2 separate regions of the Homo sapiens genome follow, and region 2 is linked to region 1. A link is a loop called in an ENCODE intact Hi-C map of the cell type or tissue named here. Cell type or tissue: natural killer cell. All regions are shown on one strand. Each heading gives the region's core, and the rest is flanking DNA. Links, peaks and the distances in the headings are about the cores only.

Region 1 (6,139 bases), core at 1,713-4,212:
TGTGACCACTTTCAGCTGGGGTTTCTATTTATAACTCTTAGCACACTCAGCTTATCATATCTGCAGGTCTTGGGTTAGAAGCTCCTGGAGTCCCCTTTTCTTACAATGTGGGTCACAAAAATCAGAGCAAAGGACATCTGAGCCACCGTTTGACAGGGTGGGGAAGTAAGACTTCCCCTGAAGTCTGTGTGTGGTGGGCCTGAAACCCAGACTTCTGGAGCCACAGGCTGCGGCTTTTGCCATAGGACTGCAGTATGATATTGATCAGGCACCTTTCTGTGGTCAGTGCTGGGCTAGGCATGGGGTGGGCGGTGGGGTGGGGTTGATGCCCAGTACATGTGATTGAAGAAAAGATTCTGAAAGGAAACAATTCCTTTTCTCATTCTTTCGGTCTGAGTTCCTCAGGACATAATCCCCTTGGCCCCTCTGGTTTTTTGGTTTTTATTTTATTTATTTATGTATTGTTCTTTGGTTTAAAACAGACCCACGGCCCTCTTTGCGTCTTCTCAGTCCTATGCACAGGGTGGGCATTGATTGAATGGATGGGAGGACAGATGGACAGAAGAACGGGTGGAAGGACTGTGTGCCCAGTGAGTGGGTGGGCGGGTGGGTGGGTGGGGGCATGAGTGGATAGCAGGATGAAAGAATAGATGGGTAAATGGAGCAGAAAATGTGCTCCCTTATTTCTGGGAACCAACTACAAGGAACACATGTTCAGTATGTAATTGTGTATGGCCTCCAGTTCAGGGGAGCACACGGCAGAATTCCTACCCCAACTTTGGGAGCTGTGATACACAGAGCCATGAACAGACAGGGCAGACGGGGTGGGGAGCTTATGATAAGGGATCCAAGAGGAATAGAGGGTGAAGGAAATGGCCATGAAGGATTCAGGCGGCTCGGGTGACTATGTACCCTACAGAGTGCTTGGAAGTTCATTCCCGGGTTTCCTTTCTTGTGCACTGCTGTTGCCAAATCAAAGCCCCTTCATGGAATCTGCCTCGGTTTGTTCCAGTCTCTAGTGCCTTCTAGGAAGGATCGCTGCTTTCCAGAGTGATGTGCTCACGCTGACTTCCCTCTCCTCACATCCCCTGAGTCCATATCTACAAAGAAGAATAAGCTTTTGGAAGACACTGGTTCTTGTGAAGCTATGAACAGTTCCATGTAACAGAATCACTGGTTGGAAAAGCCCTTAGAGATGATCTCCAAACTGGGCTATTTTACAGGCAGGAAAACCAAGGTCCAGGGAAGGGAGAGGACTTTCCAGGATCAGGTAGCAAATGAGTGACAAGGGAAATCCTGGTCTTCCGAGTCTCAGGTTATGAATCCACAGCTTGCTCTTCCCCTGCCCAGCCACAGCCCCTGTGTCCCACCGGTCCCATCAGGACTTTTTTCTCTTTGGGGGAGATTTCACTATTTCTTCTGTCTCTGCTCTCAGTGGAGATGGAGAGGAAGATCAGGTCCTTCAGAGGTCCTGGTGAATCCCTGCTCAGATCCCCTCCTTGGGACACCAGCGTTCATGGTCTGACTCCCTCACCTCCCTGTTTATACCTGAGTTTGACCAAATGCAGCCCAAAACTTGACCAGACAGAGAACAAGGAATTCAAGCTCCAAAGAGAGCAGGGAGAACACAGACTGGAGCCAGGGAGAAGCGAAGAAGGGCTGGGAACTGGCATGAGCACTCCAGGCACTCTGTTGGGCAATTATGGTATCTCATTTATTCTCACAACCCCACGAGACAGGGGCTGTTATCCCTGTTTTACAAATGAAAGAGCGGCTCAGTTTATCAAGCTGGTCAGTGATGAGGCAAAGATGAAAATCCAGGTCTAGGCAACCCCAAAGCCCTTGCTGGGTCATGAGCCCCGAGACAATGTGCTGTGTCACAGCACTGTCATTTAGCCACCCAGGAGGAGCGGAAATGTCTCTCCTGAGGGTCCAAATCAACACGGTCAAGGCTAACAGGGATCAATGCAAAGTCCTGATTGTCAGGAAGTCATCTGCACAAGTGCAGAATGGAGTCCTGGCGAATGGACAGCAGACCATCATGATATTGTCATCATGCGACTGTCACTGCCGCTCTCTTTCCACTTTGCAGTTTATAAAGTTCCTTCACGGCTGGGCACGGTGGCTCACGCCTGTAATCCCAGCACTTTGGGAGGCCGAGGAGGGCGGATCACAAGGTCAGGAGTTCAAGACCAGTCTGGCCAAGATGGTGAAACCCAGTCTCCACTAAAAATGCAAAAATTAGCTGGGCGTGGTGGCAGGTGCCTGTACTCCCAGCTATTCTGCGAGGCTGAGGCAGAAGAATCACTTGAACCCGGGAAACGGAGGTTGCAGTGAGCTGAGATCGTCCCACTGTACTCCAGCCTGGGTAACAGTGAGACTCCATCTCAAAAAAAAAAAAAAAAAAGCACCTTCACTTGGTGATCTTGGGGCTTTGATTGGCCATTAACGAGCATAAGGATAAATGTGAAAAAGAGTTGGGGGCCATCTTTCAGCAGGTGTGCTGTGGCTGCCTGTAAGGCCAGTGAGCTATTTCTTTTTATCAATCCAGGGTAATATCGATAGATATTGTGTACAGCACTGTGCTGAGTATAGGACATGCTTCATCTCATTTAATTCTCACAACAACCCTATGGAGTTGTGACTTTTATAATTCCTATTTCACAGACCAGAAAACCAAGAGGTGAAGAAAGTTGGCCAAGGTCACACAGCTAGTAAATAGCAGAATTCAGGCTCACATCTGATAAGTATCAAGAAAACTGTCATTCTGAACATGTCAGCCCCCCTCTGGAGTCATGTGTCCAGTTTTGGGGTCATTCTTAGGGGAGTCCTTGACACAGAGGAATGAGGAACCCATGAGGGACACCATCACCCGAAGGCTTGTTTGAAGGAGCTGAGAATATTTACCCCAGAGAAGAAAATCGTCAGAGGACATACAATTGGTGTTTTGAAGGGCAGAAAGCTCCTCTGCTTAAAAACAGATTGGCTTCGCAGGATGGTTACCAACCTACAGACAACTACTATCGCCACCTATTGGTGGGAGGTAACATTGATGTGGTGATACCAGCTACCCCAACTGCTCTGTTCCATCGGTGAAAGTTTGAATTGAACCTTTCATGCACAAAGGTCAAAGGTGCCTTCTTTTCTTTTCTTTTCTTTTTTTTACAGGGACTCACTCTGTCACCCAGGCTGGAGCGTGGTGGCATGATCTTGGCTCACTGCAGCCTCTGCCTCCCAGGCTCAAGCAATCCTCCAGCCTCAGCCTCCCAAGTAGCTAAGACTACAGGTGCACACCAATATGCCCGGCTAATTTTTGTATTTTTGTAGAGAAGAGGTTTCACCATGTTGTCCAGGCTGGTCTCGAACTCCTGGGCTCAAGCAATACACCCACCTCGGCCTCCCAAAATGCTGGGATTATAGGCATAAGCCACCACTCCCCACCAGAAAAGTGCTCTTAATCCTGACAGGTTTTCACTTAGAAGAGGTAGCAGATTTACCTTTGTGGAGAGATAATTTGCACCAATAAGTAAAAATTACAAGATGCCAATATGAAGGTCAATTTTCTTTTTCTTTTATTTTTTCTTTTATTTTTTTTTAGGAGTTTAGGAGCGGAGGTTTAATAGGCAAAAGAAAGAGAAAGAAACAGAAAGGAAAACAGCTCTGTCTTTAGTGAGAAAGATGGGACTTCTGAGAGGAAAAGACTCAATTTTCTTTTCCTTTTAATTTTTTGAGATGGTATCTTGCTCTGTCACCCAGGCTGAAGTGCAGTGGCTTGATCATGGCTCACTGCAGCCTCAAACTCCTGGGCTCAAGCGAATCTCCCACCTCAGCCTCCCGAGTAGCTATCATTACAGGTTCACATCACCACACCTGGCCTTAGGGTCAATTTTCTGACCATTAAAACATCCCAATATCTCCAGGAGCTGCTTGGGAGTAGTGAGCCACTTGTCTGTGGAGGAGATCAAGTCCTGCTGAATCTCCCATCCCTCAGGAGATTGGGAGAAATCAATCCCAATGTTTTGGTGGGTCGAGGGCTTTCGTGGGTTACCTGCTCTGAGTTACAGGTGGTCAATTGAGGAGAGGTCTGCCGGGGTTGGTAGTCTCTCTATTGTCTTATCCAGGGAGGAACTTGTAAGCCAGGCCAGAGGGAGAGGGGGTACCCCTAGGGCAGAGCTTCAGGGGAGATATTTTGGACAGGTGGGAGTCTGACAGCGTTTATCTTCCACATTCAGCTCTTAGACTTGGCCAAGAGCTAGTCAGAGAAGGATGGATCCGTGAATAAATGGTTATGACCTGCCATCACTTCCCAAACTCGCCTCCCACACAGGCCTTTGTAAACAACCCAAGAAAACAACAGTCCCTTGTAGATTCTGTAAATGTGATCGAGGCTCTGCTGAACACAGAGGCTCAGAGTGTGGCCAAGGGCAGGAGTAGTTGGGTAGGAGTCAGGGTCAGGGTCATAGGCCTGGGGCAAGGGCCCTCGTCTGTCTGCTGAACCCTGGCCTGTGTGGGTTTTTTCATCAAAGCCCCACATTGATTTGGGCCCTGGATGCTGGGCCACCTGTGCTTTGTGGATTTGCTGGGAGGGTTTTTGAAGAAGGGGCTGTGAAATCGGATAGACCCTGGTTTGAATCCTGGCATGGTTGGCATAGTTTTCATATTAGCCTTGTGAAGTTAAGGCAGTTTCTTCTCTGCTCCAAGCCTCAGATTCCTCATCTTCAGAATGGACAAAGTGCCTGTGCCCTCCTTACAGGACTGGTATGAAGATTAAGTGAGATCTCCAACATAAAGCACCGAGTGCGGTGCCGGACACATAGCGCATTATTATTATTATTAAATTAACCTCTGTCAGTGAAGACTGGCCTCCCTCTCCCTGTCCTCTTTGTGTTTTCTATGGTCATGGCCCCTGGTCTTAGGGACGTTTGATACTGAAGTGCTCCTGCTGGCCCTCACTTGGTTAACAACTGTTGCTGGGGCCCCACACATGAAAACACCCACATGCTTGGCCATGGCTGTGCTACCACCCTCCCTCCCACCTTCTCTGATGCAGCAGGGACAGAGATGCAATTGAGAGCCCTCAGTCCCGAGATGAGGCAAGATATGCTCTGAGATTCCTCACTGTTCTCTGAGAGAGAAGAGCTACTGGGCCCATCCAAAAGACAGTCTGCACCTGGAACTCGGCACCCAGGAGGTCACCCCTGCAGGACCTGTAGAGGAGCCTGTGTCCTGGTGGCCTTAGGTGGCTGCATTACTGGTCAGTGTGTGTATGTGTGTGCATGTGTGTGCCTCCATGTATTCCTGCAGTGACTGGTCATAGACCCCACCAGTGTGTGTCAGGGACAGGGTGGTGTGGTAGGAAGGATGCAGACGTTGCCACATGCAACACCCAGGTTCACAAACCAGCTCTGTAGCTTTGGGGCTACGTAAGTGTGGATAGTTAGCTTTATGTTTTTATTTTTATTTTTATTTTGAGACAGAGTCTTGTTCTGTCACCCAGGCTGGAGCGCAATGGTGAGATCTCAGCTCACTGCAACCTCTGCCTCCCGGGTTCAAGCAATTCTCCTGCCTCAGCCTCCCTCAAGAGTAGCTGGGATTACAGGCAACTGCCATCACACCTGGCTAATTTTCCATGTTGGCCAGGCTGGTGTCAAACTCCTGACTTCAAGTGATCCACCCGCCTTGGCCTCCCAAAGTGCTGGGATTACAGGTGTGAGCCACTGCACCCGGCTGAGAGTTGGCTTTATATTATCAAGTCTCAGGGTCTTCATTTGAGAGAAGGGGAAAGGAAAACTTATCTTACATGGCATTTTGCTAGTTGAATCAGGGCATGGATAGAAAATATCTGTCACAAGGTCTTGGCACACGGCAAACACTCAAATGGTGGCTTCTGTCATTTTTGTGCGTGTTGGTATCACGGTGAATATGTCCATGGGTTTGGGTTGGCCAATGATTGTTCCATGTCTCTCTCACTAAGCAAACCTTGATCCGCAGCCACCTATTTGTATCTCTTTTCTGTATTTAAAAGGAATTGTATGAAAGCCTCACTGGTGAGTCTTCTTAGCTTGATGTTGGTGAGGCTAGAAGGAGAAGGTTTAGGGAAATGCATGCTAATACCCTTCACGTACTGAGGCAGGGCCGG
Region 2 (6,139 bases), core at 1,202-3,701, 100 kb before region 1:
ATGACTTTGGCTAATAATGCTTTTCCTTTTTCTATCAGATGATTACATCACAAGGTTCTAATAGCTGGAAATTAGCCCACCTTAATGTGACATTTTCTCTCCCCCATCCCCATCTTCTGTTTTTTGGAGACAGTCTCAGGGAATGCTTTGAGCATACCGTGTACTCTGCAACATCTCTTGGGTTTTCTCATCTTGCTCAGCTATTGTTGCCCCTCAAGACCAGCACACGGCAGCCCCCTGCTGCTCACCTCCCACTGCCAGGGGTTCCCCACCTGCTCTGCCTTCCACCGTGGGTTTTCCCCACAAGACAGGGCACAGGCCCTCAGCAGCCCCTGGAAATGGCTCCGTGTGAGCCTACAGGCCATGCCTAACCTCAGAAGACTTAATGAGCAGGGTTCCCCTCACCAATCCCCCATCCGTGTAAGCCTTCATGGCTCAAGGGCAGCTCTCTTTCCCTCCACTAGGACTCTCCAAGTACCAGAGAAGCTAGACCTGTTGCATTCCATTGGGCCCAAGTCTTTCCTCAAGAACTTAACTTACATCTCCTTTCTCAAAGAGCCCCACAGAGCTGGCCCTCCCAGAACTCAGGCAACTCAAGTCTTCACCCTTAACATCAAAAACTATTTCAGGCCAGGCAAGGTGGCTCAGGCCTATAATCCCAGCACTTTGGGGAGGCTGAGGCAGGAGGATCACTTGAGGCCAGGAATTTGAGACCAGCCTGAAAACATAGCGAGACCCTGTTTCTATAAAAAATAAAAAGCTAGCCGGGTGAGGTGGCTCACACCTATAGTCTCAGCTACCTGAGAGGCTGAGGTGGGAGGACAGCTAGAGCCCAGGACTTGGAGGTTAAAGTGAGCTATGATTGCGCCACTACACTCCAGCCTGGGCAACAGAGTGAGACTCTGTCAAAGAAAAAGAAAGGAAAGAAAAACATTTCAAATGGTAGATTTTTTTCAGCTTCAGATTTTCTTTTTTGGCGGGGGCGGTGGGGGTGGGGGCCAAGGTCTCGCTCCATTGCCCAGGTTGGAGTGCAGTGGTGCAATCATAGCTCACTGCAACCTCTAACTCCTGGGCTCAAGCGATCCTCTAGAGTAGACAGGTGGTCAGCACCATGCCAGCTAATTTTTTAATTTTAAACTTTTTTTCTATAGGTGAGGTCTCCCTATGTTGCCCAGGCTGGTCTCAAACTCCTGGCCTCATGCAATCTTCCCATCTTGGCCTCCCAAGGTACTGGGATTGCAGGTGTGAACCATCATGCCCAGTCCAGAATTTTGATTCAGGTCTTCACCAAGTACCCCATTGCATTCTGAGAGGAGGATGTCAATCCAGCCCGTCAGGCCACAGCGACATCAAGGCAAATGCTGGCAGCATTTGAAACCATTCAAGGGGCTACGTGTATTGCAGCAGGACCATTCACCATGATCTCTGGTTTGATGGCATAGGTGGGTTTTCTTTTTTTTTTTTTAATATATTATACTTTTAAGTTATAGGGTACATGTGCACAACGTGCAGGTTTGTTACATAGGTATACATGTGCCATGTTGGTTTGCTGCACCCGTCAACTCGTCATTTACATTAGGTATTTCTCCTAATGCTATCGCTCCCCCAGCCCCCCACCCCTGACAGGCCCCGGTGTGTGATGTTCCCACCCTGTGTCCAAGTGTTCTCATTGTTCAATTCCCAGGCATAGGTGGGTTTTCAGTGTCATCTAGATCTTTTGGGATGCTGCCTGCAGCATAGGTAAAAGGAAGACCACGTGGCCTGTCAAGTCATAACAAGCACAGGGCAGGACTCTGGGAGGCAGCATGGCATCGTGGCAAAGGGTGCCAGGCTCTGGCGTTCACTCTCTGAGATGACTTTGAGAAAGTACATAACCCCTCTGGGCCTCTGTTTCCTCATCTGTAAAACTGGGATAGTAATACTCCCTTCCTTGTAAGTGTTTATAAGAACTGAATATAGAACAATGCCTCGCACATGGTAAGACCTCAATAATATTAGCTGGGTTTTTTTGTTTGTTTTGTTTTGTTTTGTATTTCTTGAGACGGAGTCTCACACTGTTGCCTGGGCTGGAGTGCAATGGCGCGATCATGGCACATGCAACCTCCGCCTCCCGGGTTCAAGCGATTCTTCTTGCCTCAGCCTCCCAAGTAGTTGGGATTACAGCTACTGTAAGCCTGCCACCATGCCCGGCTAATTTTTTTTTTTTTTGTATTTTTAGTAGAGGAGGGGTTTCACCATGTTGGCCAGGCTGGTCTCGAACTCCTGACCTTGTGATCCGCCCGCCTCAGCCTCCCAAAGTGTTGGGATTAAAGGCATAAGCCACCGCACCCGGCCAATAATGTTAGCTGTTGTTACTATTTTTCTTTAAGCCATGAAGCAGTGTAAGTAGAGATGCAGCCACCAGGCAGGAGGCAAAGAGCTTTGTGCCTCCCTTGTAGCTTCCTGCCTTTCATGTGGGTCTTGAGGCTACATTTTGGACACAACAGGGAGGGAGGGGGATTACTATTCCAAAGATATCGATCCACTTCTCAACGAACATTTACAAGTTTAACTGTACCTCCAAATTTGTGGGTATCTTTTTGAAGACCCTCTTGGGGCCTCTGAGATGACAAAACCAGTCTGATTCCTGCTGAAGCCTTCTTAGTTGCCAAGATCAAGTGCAAGTTCTTAAGCTATTTTCTCTCAGCTCCAAACCTATTGGTGGCTTTGGAACAAACCTATTGCTGGAGCTATTTTCTCTCAGCTCCAAACCTATTGCTGGAGCTGGAACTCTCCAAACCATCTCTCTGCTTTACCAGCTGCTCCCTGTGAGGGGCCTGTGAGGGCAACTGAGGCTGGAGGAGGAAGAAAGGACTTGCTCTTTCTTATCTACTTCCTGTTCCTACACACATCACCCCAGGAACACAACTTTACTCTAGCGTAGCAGCAGCTGAATCTAGTTTTGCGATTCTTTCCAATTCTTGCACGACCAGCTTCACAGAACCTCCCCCAACCCAAGACAACAGCTCTCCTTCCTCAGAGGTCTATGTCCCAGGTCCACAGGGCCCCCTCCTCTTACTTTTCTTTTTAAAAAACTGTTTTCTATATATAATTCGCATACTATACAATTTATTCACTTAAAGTGTGCAATCCAGTGGTTTTAGTATATCACAAATATATGCATCACCACAGCTAATTTTAGAATATGTTCATCAATTCAAAAGAATACAGGAAAATAAAATAACGAGTGTTGGAGACGATGTACAGAAGCTGGGAACTCTTCTGCACCACTGGTGGGAATCAAAATGATGCCAAGGCGGGTGGATCACGAGGTCAGGAGTTCGATACCAGCCTGACCGACATGGTAAAACCCCATCTCTACTAAAAATACAAAAATTAGCCGGGCGTGCTGGCATGCACCTGTAATCCCACTTACTCAGGAGGCTGAGGCAGGAGAATCGCTTGAACTCGGGAGGCGGAGGTTGCAGCGCCACTGCACTCCAGCCTGGGTGACAGAGCAGGACTCCATCTCGAAAGAAAGAAAGAAAGAAAAAAAGAGGGCGGGGGAGGGAGGGAAGGAAGGAAGGGGAAAGGAAAGGAAGGAAAGGAAGGAAGAAAGGAAGGGAAGGAAAGGAAAGAAGGAAAGGAAGGAAGAAAGGAAGGGAAGGAAGGGAAGGAAGGGAAAGAAAGGAAAGAAAGGAAGAAAGAAAATGATGCAACCACTGTGGAAAACAGTATGGTGGTTTCTTTAAAAATTAAAAATAGGCCGGGCGCAGTGGCTCACGCTTTTAATCCTAGCACTTTGGGAGGCCAAGGTGGGCAGATCACTTGAGGTCAGGAGTTCAAGACCAGCCTGGCCAACATGTGAAACCCCAGCTCTACTAAAAATACAAAAATTAGCTGGGTGTGGTGGCATATGCCTGTAATCCCAGCTACCCGGGAGGCTGAGGCACAAGAATGCTTGAACCTGGGAGGTGGAGGCTGCAGTGAGCCAAGATGTGCCACTGCACTCCCACCTGGGCAACAGAGCGAGACTCCATCTCAAAAATAATAAATAAATAAGTGCAAGTCCAAAAAACATTTAAAAATAGAATTATCACATGATCCAGCAATTCTTCTTCTGAGTTATTTATACACACAAAAAAAGTGAAAGCAGGCATATTAGTCTGTTCTCATGCTGCTAATAAAGACATACCTGAGACTGGGTAATTTATAAAGTAAAGAGGTTTAATTGACTCACAGTTCCACATGGCTGGGGAGGCCTCACAGTCATGGCAGAAAGCAAATGAGAAGCAAAGTCACATTTTACATAGTGGCAGGCAAGAGAGCGCTTGTGCGGGGGAATTCCCATTTATAAAACCATCAGATCTTGTGAGACTTATTCATTACCAAGAGAACAGCATGGGAAAGAACCGCACCGGTGATTCAATTACCTCTCACTGCGTCCCTCCCATGACACGTGGGAATTATGGGAGCTACAGTTCAAGATGAGATCTGCGTGGGGGTCACAGCCAAACCATATCAGCATGGTCTCAGACAGGTATTTGTACACCCACATTTGCAGCAGCATTATTCATGATTGCCAAAGTATGGAAGCAAGCTAAGTGCCTATCAGTTGATAAAGGGAATGTGGTCTCTTCACATAATGGAATATCATTCAGCCCTAAAAATGAAGGAAATTGGCCTGGCACAGTGGCTCACGCCTATAATCCCAGCACTTTGGGAGGCCGAGGCGGGCAGATCACGAGGTCAGGAGATCGAGACCATCCTGGCTAACACAGTGAAACCCAGTCTCTACTACAAATACAAAAAAAAATTAGCCGGGTGTGGTGGCAGGCGTCTGTAGTCCCAGCTACTCAGGAGGCTGAGGCAGGAGAATGGCGTGAACCCAGGAGGGGGAGCTTGCAGTGAGTCAAAATCGCGCCACTGCACTCCAGCCTGGGTGACAGAGCGAGACTCCATCTCAAAAAAAAAAAAGTAGTAAATCCTGACCCATGCTACAGCATAGATGAACCTTGAAGATATCAGGCCAAGTCCGATCAGCCAGTCTCAAGAGGACAAATATTATGTGACTCCTCTTATATGAGGTACCTAGAGGATCAAATTTATAGAGACAGAAAGTAGAATGGCAGCTACCAGGGGCTGGGGGAGAGGGGAGAGGGAACTGCGAAGTCAATGGGTCCAGGGTTTCATGGGTACAGAGTTTCAGGTTTGCAAGATGAAAAGTGTTCTGGAGATGGATGGAGTTTGAGGTTGCAGTGAGCTGTGATGGCACCACTGCACTGCAGCCTGGGAAACAGAGTGAAACCTCCTCTCAAAGAAGAAAAAAATTGTTACCTAGTCATAAAGTATTACCTGGGTAACTGAACAGGTAAACGCTCTAAAAAACCATGGAGGCAGCAACTATAGAGAGCTATGTCCATTCCTAAGACCAAGGGAACCAAGGAAGAGGCTCTAATTATTACATCAGTGAAAATCTACTTAATACCACTGAATTGTATGCTTAAAAATAGTGAAAAGAGTAAATTTGATGTTAGGTGTATTTTACCACAATTAAAAAAGAAACCCTATACTCTTTGTCACTTCCTGGTACCCTTTAACTCCTAGCCCCTGGCAAGCACCAATCTACCTTCTGTCTTTATAGAGTTCCCTATTCTGGATTTTCCTAGGAATGAAATAATATATGGGCTTTGGTGATTGACTTTTTTGACTTAGCATAATACTTTCAAGGTTCATCCAAGTTGTAGCACAGGTACTTCCTTTTCATGTCTGAATCACCTCTTCTAAAGTTTAATCATTACAACCTCTTCCTTTGGTTCCCTTGGTCCTAGTGAGAGGTGACAATGTGTTAGCAGCCCTCGCTGGCTCTCAGTGCCTCCCTGGCCTCGGCGTTCACTCTGGCCACGCTTGAGGAGCCCTTCAGCCCATCGCTGCACTGTGGGAGCCCCTCTCTGGGCTGGCCGAGGTGGGAGCTGGCTCCCTCTGCTTGCCAGGAGGTGTGGAGGGAGAAGCACGGGCAGGAGTCAGGGCTGTGCGCGGCGCTCGCAGGCGCTCGCACTCAGAGCAGCTGGCCCGAGGCAATGAGGGACTTGGCACCCGGGCCAGCAGCTGTGGAGGGTGCACCGGGTCCCCCAGCAGTGCCGACCCACCCACCCCGCAC

The links. Peaks named below come from ENCODE experiments on the same cell type or tissue, not always from the same donor. Only the 100,000 strongest peaks of a DNase experiment are listed, where the experiment ranks them.
Region 2: it touches region 1 in a loop (1.9-fold over the local background); 4 of 110 quality-filtered maps call a loop at or near these places.

Annotation. Positions count from the first base shown.
Region 1 is chr1:24,584,371-24,590,509 of GRCh38, forward strand. The region is part of intron 1 of NCMAP (non-compact myelin associated protein); the gene reads left to right. Among named protein-coding and RNA genes, the nearest start is that of NCMAP, 31 kb to the left of the region's middle. In natural killer cell, for the core only: CTCF peaks have their summits at 3,034 (motif pointing left) and 3,236; a DNase peak (open chromatin) is centred at 3,021.
Region 2 is chr1:24,484,024-24,490,162 of GRCh38, forward strand. No RefSeq gene overlaps it. Among named protein-coding and RNA genes, the nearest start is that of RCAN3AS, 15 kb to the right of the region's middle. In natural killer cell, for the core only: no CTCF peak of the experiment used is centred there; a DNase peak (open chromatin) is centred at 2,448.